2 separate regions of the Mus musculus genome follow, and region 1 is linked to region 2. A link is a loop called in an ENCODE intact Hi-C map of the cell type or tissue named here. Cell type or tissue: heart. All regions are shown on one strand. Each heading gives the region's core, and the rest is flanking DNA. Links, peaks and the distances in the headings are about the cores only. Region 1 holds the start of 4930471E19Rik (a long non-coding RNA gene). Region 2 overlaps Hmga2 (high mobility group AT-hook 2).

Region 1 (5,373 bases), core at 208-5,207, 210 kb after region 2:
GGGGAATTTAGCAGAGCATCCAGCTAGTTGCATATTGTGTACAGGATGCACTTTGCTCTGGACCACCTCTGGGCTTCGTGCAAGTAGTAACCTTGTTTCCATCTCTTCCTTCTTCTGTCTTCAAATGTGACCATTTGTATTCTTCAAATGGTTTTGATACTTTGATAGATCCCCTAGCTAGTATGTGTGTATTCTTTTAATCTCCCCTGTTGCTACCCCCGTACCTGAATGCTGTGGGTATTAGCACAATTCCCTCAAAACCCTCCCCCTCCCAACCCCAACCCCCTCCTTGCCTCCGTATTTCTGAGTTTCCAACACAGTTTAAAATAATGCTTACTGGATAGGACTGTGGTGAGTTTTAAGTGAGTTCATACAGAAACTCCCCAGGATAGGGTAAGCAGTTAACAGATAATATTCAGGAGCATTTCCCAACCAGCTTACAGTTCTGGAAACTGACGTTCATATGGTGTTACAACCAGGACAATCGTAATCCAGACCCAACCATGTCTCCAGGGTCTAAAATGTTCTCTGCCACTAGGCCCCACCACCTCCATGTTCTATTCTCATTCAAACGCGCCACCCTCTCAAATGGCCATCCTCATTTGTGGCCCAAGAATACCCTCTAAATGAGAGGCCACATTGACAACCCCCTCCCCCCATCGACAGTGCAGAGCTGCACATTTAAGACAGAATCTGTCTGCAGGTAATTTCAAATATATGAGATATGATATTCTTGTGTCAGTTGCCTTAACAATTGGTGATATCCTGTGCCAACAATTTGCCATTATCTACTTGCCCTGGGAGACTGGGGGGGAATCCCTGCAGGAAAGTCCTACCTGTGGTGAAGATTCTTAACACCACAAAGATACAAGACAAACTCAGCCAGGGCAAAAGGTCCTTGGGTCAAACTCAGCAGAAAACAAGGCCAAATTTCCAGGAGCCCTCACTAAGGCGTATCCCTTAAGATGGGTCCATTTCTATGGCAATAAGTTCTGACAGCAAATAGGAAAGAGGGGGTTGTCAGGGAGCCCCCCCCCCCACAGGACTTGGTGCCTAGGTGCTTGACTGTGGGCCTTTCACACAGACCCTACCCAGCACTTACCGAGATTCCAGCCTGGAGACTCCTTTCTCTATTCCTTTTGGTACTCTGAGCACAGGTGTTCAGTCTGAACCAATCCTTATGCAGTTGACACACCATGGCGTTCTTCTCGGTTGTGGCAAATGCTAGGCACAAGGCCGAAGCTCCTTTTCATTGATTCAGAGGGGGGTTAGAAAGAGATAAACATTCACACCAGTGAGTTAGAAAGAGATAAACATTCACACCAGTGGGTTAGAAAGAGATAAACTTTCACACCAGTGGATTTTTTTTTTTTTTTTTTTTTTGTGGCTAGAAATAATACAGATGAGCCCTACCCAGTGAGCCAGAGACCAAGCCCAGGCCACCTCCCTGAGCAAGACTGCTCCTGGACTTAAGTAAGGTCAGTTCACCCTGCCAGCCCAAGGGCTGGAACTGCGGGGCTTCTCTCCTGAGTCTAAAGCTCACCAAACTACTCTGTACATTTCGGAATCACTGTTGGTGATTTGCAATCCTGTTAGTTGGTGTCATATACATACATACATACATACATACATACATACATACATACATGTGTGTAGATAGATAGATCAAAAGATATAGATATGTATCTTTCTGCATATATGCTCATCCTACTGGATCTGTTTCTCTAGACCCTGATCCCCTGCCCCGCCCCCCCAGGCCCAGTTTTCCCAGGTATCAGCCAAGGCTTGCATGTTGCTTTTGCAAGAATAGCAGCAACCTTGAGAGAAGTCTCCCTCTGCCCCACCAGTTGACTCTTTCCTGCACATCACAGACTTTTATGCTAGTAGAAGTCACGTGGTCGTTAAACCAGGGAGCAGCCGAGCCCACAAACAATCATGAAGTTGAAGAAAAAACACAGGAGAAGAACTTATGTCGGAGTTGAGGCAGCTGGCACAGGCCCCAGATTCCTGGCTTTTCTGAAGTAAGGGACATTCAGTGAAGACTCAGGAGTGTCATGGCTAATTGAGGAGACTGGAAAAGGCCAGAAACTCTGCCATTCCTTAGAGGAAGATGCGGACTTGATTTCCTGTATCCCTAGAGTTAGGCTGGTACCTGTTTAGTGTCACTAATAGGCTATAGCCAGTGTGACATTGTGGATGTTCTAGAAAGGTGCTCTAAGAGGCAGGATACTTTTGTTTTTCTCCTCTTAGGACCCTTGAATAGCTAGCTATGTGATGATGTGTGAGAGCCCAGGTGGAGAAACAGATAGGGGTTGGGGGAGACCTGCCAGTCACAATAGCGTCAGCTGTCCCAGATGTGGTGACATACTGCTAAGTAAAGCCACCGTGTCTTAGCTAGAAGTCGGCCTCAGAGGAAGCTCTGGGTAAAGACAAGGACATTGGAGGAGTGTCCTGCAGGACCCCACCCAGATAACGGAACCATGACCAAACAATACACCGAGGTGGCACAAAGCCAGTAACTGTGGACATCCGACTTCACAGCGGTAGATAACCATTACAGCCTGGCAGCTGGGGCAGACGAAGCACAGTGGCTTCCCTGTAATGATGGAGCCCAGAGTGAGAGGCAGGAGGAGAGCGACATCTGAGCAGAGGCATCAGGGCTGCTCGAATCTTCTCCTGCCAGTTTTCCACTGTTTCGCAACGCTGATGTGTGTCACCTCGCAGCGAAAACAATCTGTACCCTTCCGAGTTAGGCACTGCCCCTGAGTCTCTTCCAGACCTCGTCAGACCTCAAACCAAGGTCTGTGAGCAGGGGAGATCCCAGACACAGTGAGTCATGTTTGTCTTCTGTGTGCTGAAGGCCTGGCACAGACTTAGATCACCACTGACCTGTGGTCTGCAGCTTGTTTCTTCACCGGGAGCCAAAACACAGTGCATAGCCTCATCTCCAGCCAAGTTCTCAACACGGGCCCGGGTGTCTAGGTGCGGGTGCCAAATGTGCCTGCGATGAATCCAGCAATGTAATAATAATTACCCCACAGCCAGTCTGGCTGATTTTCTGGACAGCACCGTTGAGCTCCTTAATTATAGCAGTTAAATCTAGACACGCATATTCAGGCACTGAATACTTAATTTATAGCATAAGGAGAGAGAATCCACCCACCCATTCACTTAACAACACGGGTGCACCACTTTGCCGGTCACAGATATATCAGAAGCCATGCTTCCTGCACCCTGAGATTGCTTTTGCCGTCTCTCCCAAGAGGCAGGAATCAAAGGCACTGCGGTCAAGGTAACAAATGAATGACTAGTGTAACAGAGACGAAGAAGGTGAGATGAGAGTTGAACAGAGGGAGACACCACGGCTGGCCAAGGGAAACAGAGCCTGGAAAGATTTCTTAAAAGTGTCATTTGTCACCTCCCCACTCCAAGTTTAAAAGCTGCACACGGTTATTAGCTATATGACCCTGTGCAAATCATAAATTTTCTTACATCTTAGTTTGCTTATCTTTGAAAGGGGATGGTTTGGGCTAACTGATCTCAAAGGTGCTTTCTGTTCCAAGGGCCTGGAATACATGATTTTTTAATGAGAAGACCCAGCAAAATGTATAGCCATCCATCCTTTCTACAACCAGAGTAACTTTTTAAATCTAAAGAAGATAATGTCTCCCATGGCTTAAACCCCTTCCGTGGCTGCATTTACAACCTCTCCTGATGATTTGTGCTCACAAGCACGGGGGAAGGGAGGGTGGGGGGCTGCCTGTGCTCTCAGCACCCCTGACTCCATGTCCTCCTCTGGCCTGCACCCATTCACCCAGAGGCCTCTCTCCCTTCAATGAATATAGGATTTGTGATTTTTCAGGATAGTTGTGCTCCAGTCCCCGTCCCCGTTCCCTTGCCCCACCACTCTCTCTGAGCCAGGCAGCTTGGAAGTGGAGAACAGTACCTCCCAGGAGTCCTGGCAGGGCCAACAGCTGCCAGAGAGCAGGGAAGGGGAGTCTGGGCTCCTCCGCTGCTCCACGCTGACTTCCAGATTCATCTCTTGACTTGTCCCCACACTTCCAACCTTGGTTTTCTGAGACTAAGTGCCTTCAGTTGCTGAGATTTTTTTTAAGGGGGGGTGTGTGTTGATAGTGTAACTTGACTGCAGTAGTGTTCAATGTTCTTAGTTGGATCAGCCAAGCCTTCCACCTTTTATCATGTGAAATTGCATTCACTCTTTGAGACTGCAACCTTCTCCCTATCCCTTCCCTACCTGCCCTTCCCTTCCTCTCTCCTTCCCTCCCTTCCTCTCCCCTCCCTCCTCTCTCCTCCCCTGCCCTCTTCTCTTCTCCCACCCTCTTGGGCCTCTTTTTCCCCTCCACTTTCCTTCCCTACTCCCCTCCCCTCCCTTCCCCTCCTGGCCACTCACCTCTTCTCCTCTCCCCTCCCCTCCTCTCTTCTCCCACACTCTTGTCCCCCCTTTCTCTTCCCACTTCCCTCTCCTCCCCTTCTGGCCCCTCCCCTCCCCTCCCCTCCCCTCTCCTCCCCTCCCCTCTCCTCCCCTCCCCTCTCCTCCCCTCCCCTCCCCTCCTCCCCTCTCTTCTTTTTCTCCCTTCCTTCTTCTTTCCACCCATTCTCTTTGTCTTTATCACTGCACAGTTAACTCCTTTTGTTCCCTGTTGGAAAGGGTTTGCGCAGAGGCCTGGATTAAAGAGTGCCTCATCTCTCCCTGTTTAAATGCTGTGAATCTGGCTTTATCTTTAGGCTTCCCCTCCTTGTTTAGGTCTTAGTTAAAGTAAGAGATAGATTCCAGTGCCGGTCCTGAGCCTGAAGAGTCCCTCCAGAAGTGTCAACTACAGCGCCCTGTTGGCTTCCTTCTGGCTGTTTGCTGTAATGTTCAGTTCTGACCTTCCTTAGCAGCTCAGTGGTTTTAAATAAATACCTTGAATATCAACGTGTCTGGTACCTTGTATGAGTCTGCTGCTCACACTACAGTGCACACACAGGGGAGGCAGGGACTGTGTCTGTATTTTCTCATCAATGAATGCTGAGTGCCTAGCACACAGATGACTTCATTTTAGACAAATGCTTGAGAATTCCTTCTAATGAGTGTAGGCATGAGAGCCAAACCTTAATCTCCATTAGCTGAGAAGTGCTGCGGGAGACCAGGCTGAAAAGAAAAATAAGAGACAAAGATCAGCAAATCAGAGGAGGCTTCGGATGTGGGGACCACACACACACACAGACCGCATCCTCCGTGTACCAACTCCAGAACTATATGACCTTCCAGATGAATTACAAAACAGTGGGGAGCAGAGGTAATGACTCTACATCCACTGGTGAAGCTGCTGTGAGATTATAGTGAGTGCACACAGGTAGAGCTGAGGGCAG
Region 2 (5,373 bases), core at 130-5,129:
CTCGTTCGCCAGATCCCTCGTTCACAAACGCCGCAGCAGACGGTTAGAGTTTTAAACCTAGGCTTTGCAGCCGGCAATCTGATTTCCTATTTAAGTCTGGGTCCTTAGCATGCTGAAGTAAATGCAGGTACCCTTATACCATTACCATCACCAGGGGTACACCAGGCTCAGGCTAAGTTGGAAAATAGAAATAATATGAATTGAAAAGTCAAAAAGGAAGAAAGGAAGGAAGGAAGGAAGGAAGGAAGGAAGGAAGGAAGGAAGAAAGAAAGGCAAAGAAGGAGGGAGGGAGGGAGGGAGGGAGGGGGAGGGAGGGAGGGAGGGAGGAAGGAAGGGAGGGAGGGAGGGAGGAAGGAAGGAAGGAAGGAAGGAAGGCAAAGAAGGAGGGAGGGAGGGAGGGAGAGGGAGGGAGGAAGGAAGGAAGGAAGGAAGGAAGGAAGGAAGGAAGGACGGACACTAGGTATCATTATGTACGTGTGTTTTTATATTTTGAGATCACTTTAATAAATACTACAAGTCTTCAAAACTCAACTAAGATTACATCATAGATAGCACTTTAGCTAGTGAGATGTTTGTAAATGGTTTGGTTTGGTTTGGTTTGGTTTGGTTTGGTTTGCCAATTCTGGGCAAAACCTCGCACAAGGGCCTAAACTAGCTGCCCGCCTTGTGAGAAGGGACTCTGCGTTAGGCGTTGTATTTATTTCCTTTTTGAAGACTTGAACCACTCGCATCTTAATCGCTCACCTTTTGGTTCATCGTTGTCAAAGGAGACCAGATGCCTTCTATCCCTTATCCCCTGGAGGGGCTTTGGTTTGCAGTTCTCTGTAGGCATCACTACTCTGGGACTTTTGTTGAGTCTCATCCTGACTGCTGGGGTCTTTGGGAGCCACTAGTTTGTGACCCTGCCACCTTTGCAAGAACGAAAGCCTCAGGAGAGAAGGATGTTTTGAAGACAAATCCTACTTTACAGATAATCCAAAAAGGATTAAAAATGGTTTTTTAGATTTACCTTGTTTTACGTGTAAGAGCATTTTGCATGAGGTGTGCGTGTGCACCATGTGCCTGCGTGCGTGCCTGCATGCCCAGTGTAGGCAGAGGTCAGAAGAGGCCGTAGAATCCTCTGGAATTGGAGTTAGGGATGGCTGTGAGCCAGCATGTAGGTGCTGGAAATTTAACTGGAGCTTTCAACAACAGCAAGCACTCCTGACCTCGGAGCCGTCTCTCCTGACCTCGGAGCCGTCTCTCCAACTGCAAATTTTAATGCTACCTTTTATTTTTATTTTTTTTAAAGATTATTTTTCCAAGTGTTAGGCTTGTACTTTCAAGGAGGAAAAAAAATTTAAAAACACATGGAGGAAATGAATCTTACAACAAAAGAGGAGGCTGTGTTCTTTCCCAAAACATCCCTTTGAGCTCTTTCCACAAAGGGTTGAATTGTGGGCTGCCCTGTCACCAAGGAACTTGTCATGAAACCAAATGCCTGGTATTTTAGTTGTGACCACACCTTGTGAGAAGACAGTCAAAGTGGCTGTGAACAGAGCGGGGCTTGCTACGGTCCTTGAAAGATTCCCTGTATTAACAGCAATTAAAGAGTTGAGATGTAATTTCAACCCTTCGTGCAGGGACCCTGCCTCACCTTCAGCAGGAAATGGGGCCTGAGTCAGTGGGGCATGGCTATAATAGGAGCCTGGGAGTGGGGTGCAGCGGAGCCATCAGTATAAATCTGTCATAGACACACTCGAAGAGGAAGAAGGGCCTCCACACACTGTGGTCTTTACACTTTCTGATGCAGATACTGATTTATGGCGCACGGGAAGCAGAGAGCCTTTGAGCCTTGGGAATCAAGGCCATTTTGTAGGTTTCCGCCCGTCCCGAAGAACTACACATTTATAATTGTGCTTAAAGTCAGACTCCTTCCAGCCCCAGGAGGCAGCACCATTTGGTGGAAATAAAACTAAGGACTTTTCCCAACAGCTGGCCGGTCCTAGTTTTAAGTTTTAACAACAGGATGAATGGATTTGGAGCACCGTGGAAGGCATCGGAAAGTATTATGCCAGACTTTCAGAGACCCTCTAGGCCCTAGCTACCCTGTTCCCATGTATATCAGGTTCATTCCAAGACAACCAGCCCCACTTTGAAGAGTTCCCGGGCTCTGTTACCCCATATCGATGACTCGCTCACGGAGATAACTTAAAATTAATCCAGCTGAGACCAATGTCTCTGAAAAACTGTCTCCAGAATTTCAGGCAAGGGGAGAAAGAAGAAAGAAAGAAAGAAAGAAAGAAAGAGAGAGAGAGAGAGAGAGAGAGAGAGAGAGAGGAAGGAAGGAAGGAAGGAAGGAAGGAAGGAAGGAAGAAAGAAAGAAAGAAAGAAAGAAAGAAAGAAAGAAAGAAAGAAAGAAAGAAAGGAAGGGAAAGGAAAAGAAAAAAAGAAAGAAAGAAAGAGAGAGAGAGAGAGAGAGAGAGAGAGAGAGGGAGGGAAGAAAGAGTCAGCTAACAATATATGAAATACCAGCTCAGAGTTAGTGTTAATTAATTAAAAACACAGTTTCAAAGTACCCCTAATAGAAGACTTCCTCTATGCAGTGAGTATCTGATACAGAGAACGACTCAAACATTTAAAAAAAAAAATCACACTCAGGGCGACTCTCGTGGTGCTGGCAGGGCCAAGTTCAATATTTTCCCTGTGAGGCATGCCTGTACTATAAAAAGAATGTGATGTTTGAAAACTAGTGTCTCTGCTCCGGGCTGCCATTCAAAGCCTCCCCCTAGCTCGCCAGCCACATTTCAAGAGTACAGTATGAATCACGATCATGTGATGAGCCCCTCCTTGCCAAATTCTTTCATGCTGCTACCACAGTGTGTTCCCTCTTAGGTCTCTGCCAGCAGCTCCTGTCCCTTAGCCAAGACCATCATCGTGAGTACTGGTGGAGAGGCACAGAGCCCTTTGCTCCCGGCTCCCCAGTCAGGAGACACGGAGGCGCATTCTTATAAACGGCTGATCTGACAGGGGCGAGGGACAATTGAGAGATGGGGCAGAGAAACAGTAGCAGAGAGGATGAGATGCGCAGAAAGCGGGTTGCCGAACCGGGAAGGTTGTCTCTGTCAGGCTGGCACGGGATTGGGTTCCTGAAACTCAAATCATTGAATTCTCCTGATACCTCTATCAGGGGAATCGCCACCGACTTTCGGTGGGGATACTGAGGCCTGACACGTGACATGCAGCAGGCCCACAGCAAAGAGAGGCGGAGAGGGCTGGAACTCTGACCTATCCAGGCATCTTACCTATCTCGACTGTACTCCTGATTCATCAGCTCACAGTTGGAACATCTGTCAAGTCCTTTGACCATCTTGGGCTGCCTACAGGTTTAGGGTACCTCTTTCAACGGGACATACCATATGTTGGCAAGTATCTGTCACCCAGATGAACAATCACAGGGTCATTCCTCCACAGTCCTTGTCACAGAACCATTCTTAAGCCTTATTGTCACCCCAAATGCTACTCCGGGGTCACCATGGAAACCAGGAGTGTATGGAGAAAAATATTGTCCTTTTTTTCTTTTTTTCACATGGTGAATCACTTCTGATGGAGCCACTCACGGTTTATCCTGTCCTTACCACGGGTTTCCTCTGTATTCGTTTATTGCTGTGGTTAACTGCAGATGGCTTGCCAGTTTTCTGTGAGTCTTCTGTAAGCCTGGCACTATGTGGAGCCTCAGGAGGCAGACATGAATAGTGAACCTGGGATGCTCTCTGGAGTTACAATGCCTGTTTATCCCAGCCTTTCTAAAAGGCCTGTTAGGTCCTAGGGTTTGGCATCAAAGCAGTGTTTACATCAGAAAGAAGCAAAGGGCAGATGAAGGAGCTGAAGGAAACACAGAAGCAACAGTTGTGTGGACCTACCCACCGCAGCCTGAGCTGGGGAGAAACTCAGTATTTCTATTCTGCACGAGGGCAAAAATCTGTGTGGAAGTATGGAAAAATGATGGCCCATGTGCCTCCTTTGAGACAGCTGTGTGATACAGCTGTTCCCCGTCACCCCCACCCCGCCCCCATCACCCTACCCCAAGGTCTATGTTTCACACAGAATGTTAGAAATGTACTAATTTGGAACGACACCAGATGTTAGCTTTGCTCTTTCCCATTGACCAAGTCATAAGAACATGTTCCTAAAAGAATAGGAAGGATTATGTAAGGACTCTAGCCCACGCCTACGAACATATTCTGCCCACTTCACCCAACAAACATCAGTTATACAGCAAGGACATCTCAGGCTTTGCTAAGGGCTGGGTACCCAGAGATGTGTAAACTATGGTTTCTATCCTAGGGGAGCTGAGATTACTAAGATTGTAAGATATTTTAAGTTCACTATTTCAGTTGTACCCTATGCCTGATAACTACTAAGTCTGCAACATATTTGGGAGGGTGGTATTTGGGCAACTCTCCCTGGACTAAGTTGATTCGTAGCTAAAACCAGCCCACAGGGATTTGTTTCTTCCCGCCTCTGTGACTTGGTGATGCCACTGCTCTGTGAAGCCTTACCTATTGTGATGATTATGAAAAAAATAAATGTAGGTAGAACAGAATGAGAAAGGTCATTTGGATTTCCTTTAGAGGGGAGAGCAGAGGAAGTTTCCAGGGTGACTGGCCACAGAAGTGGGTCGAGAACATAGAAGCAGGTGGTAAAACAGGACCCCTCTGACGCCCAGCTGCCCTGCCTGCGCTGTTGCTGTTGGCCATCGGTGACTTCATCTCTGTGTCTTGCTTCTTTCAACAGTAGGATGAGGCTGATGGCAACGCTTATCTCATGGGATTTCTCAAAGGAAACAAATCCTCACAAGAGGCCCGGTATGTGCTTTCCCATGACCTAATCCACTTCCCAACTCAGGTTTGTCAACAGCCACCTACCCACGGCTCTAAAGTCACAGGCTGATGGGCCTGCCGCTCTGTCAGCTGCAGTCCTCTGCCCCACTCCCCGCTGGCCTTCAGTACTATGTTTCATAGCATCCTCAGACCAGAAGCGTCTCTCTCTCTCTCTCTCTCTCTCTCTCTCTCTCTCTCTCCAGCCCATCTGCTTCTATCCAGAGGTGTGCATGTTTGAACTCTCACTGATTAGGATGCGTGTTTACTATGTTAGTAGTATGCCGGTTGCATCATGAGCCTCCTGTGAACTACAGCAGCTCTGAGCATCCATTGCTCTGTCCTAGCAAGAAGTGCAGAACCACACTGGAAGCTTGTGGTATAAATTCTTTTTCTTGGGGGAGGGGGGGTGCGGTGGGGGAGGGCATATGGATTGACTGCTCTTCCAGAGGTCTTGAGTTCAATTCCCAGCAACCACATGGTGGCTCACAACCATCTGTAATAGAATCTGATG

Evidence for each region. Hi-C counts contacts between places; a loop is a spot of excess contacts. Peaks named below come from ENCODE experiments on the same cell type or tissue, not always from the same donor. Only the 100,000 strongest peaks of a DNase experiment are listed, where the experiment ranks them.
Region 1: a loop joins it to region 2, with 8 times the contacts of the local background. A loop is called at or near these places in 1 of 42 quality-filtered maps.

What each region holds. Positions count from the first base shown.
Region 1 is chr10:120,633,486-120,638,858 of GRCm38, forward strand. 4930471E19Rik (a long non-coding RNA gene) reads right to left here and starts at 2,622. Exons shown (of 2, transcript XR_003948971.1): 1 at 1,103-2,622. In heart, for the core only: no CTCF peak of the experiment used is centred there; a DNase peak (open chromatin) is centred at 2,796; H3K27ac peaks cover 1,921 bases.
Region 2 is chr10:120,419,405-120,424,777 of GRCm38, forward strand. The region is part of intron 3 of Hmga2 (high mobility group AT-hook 2); the gene reads right to left. Among named protein-coding and RNA genes, the nearest start is that of Mir763, 26 kb to the right of the region's middle. In heart, for the core only: no CTCF peak of the experiment used is centred there; a DNase peak (open chromatin) is centred at 2,917; H3K4me3 peaks cover 474 bases; H3K27ac peaks cover 4,342 bases.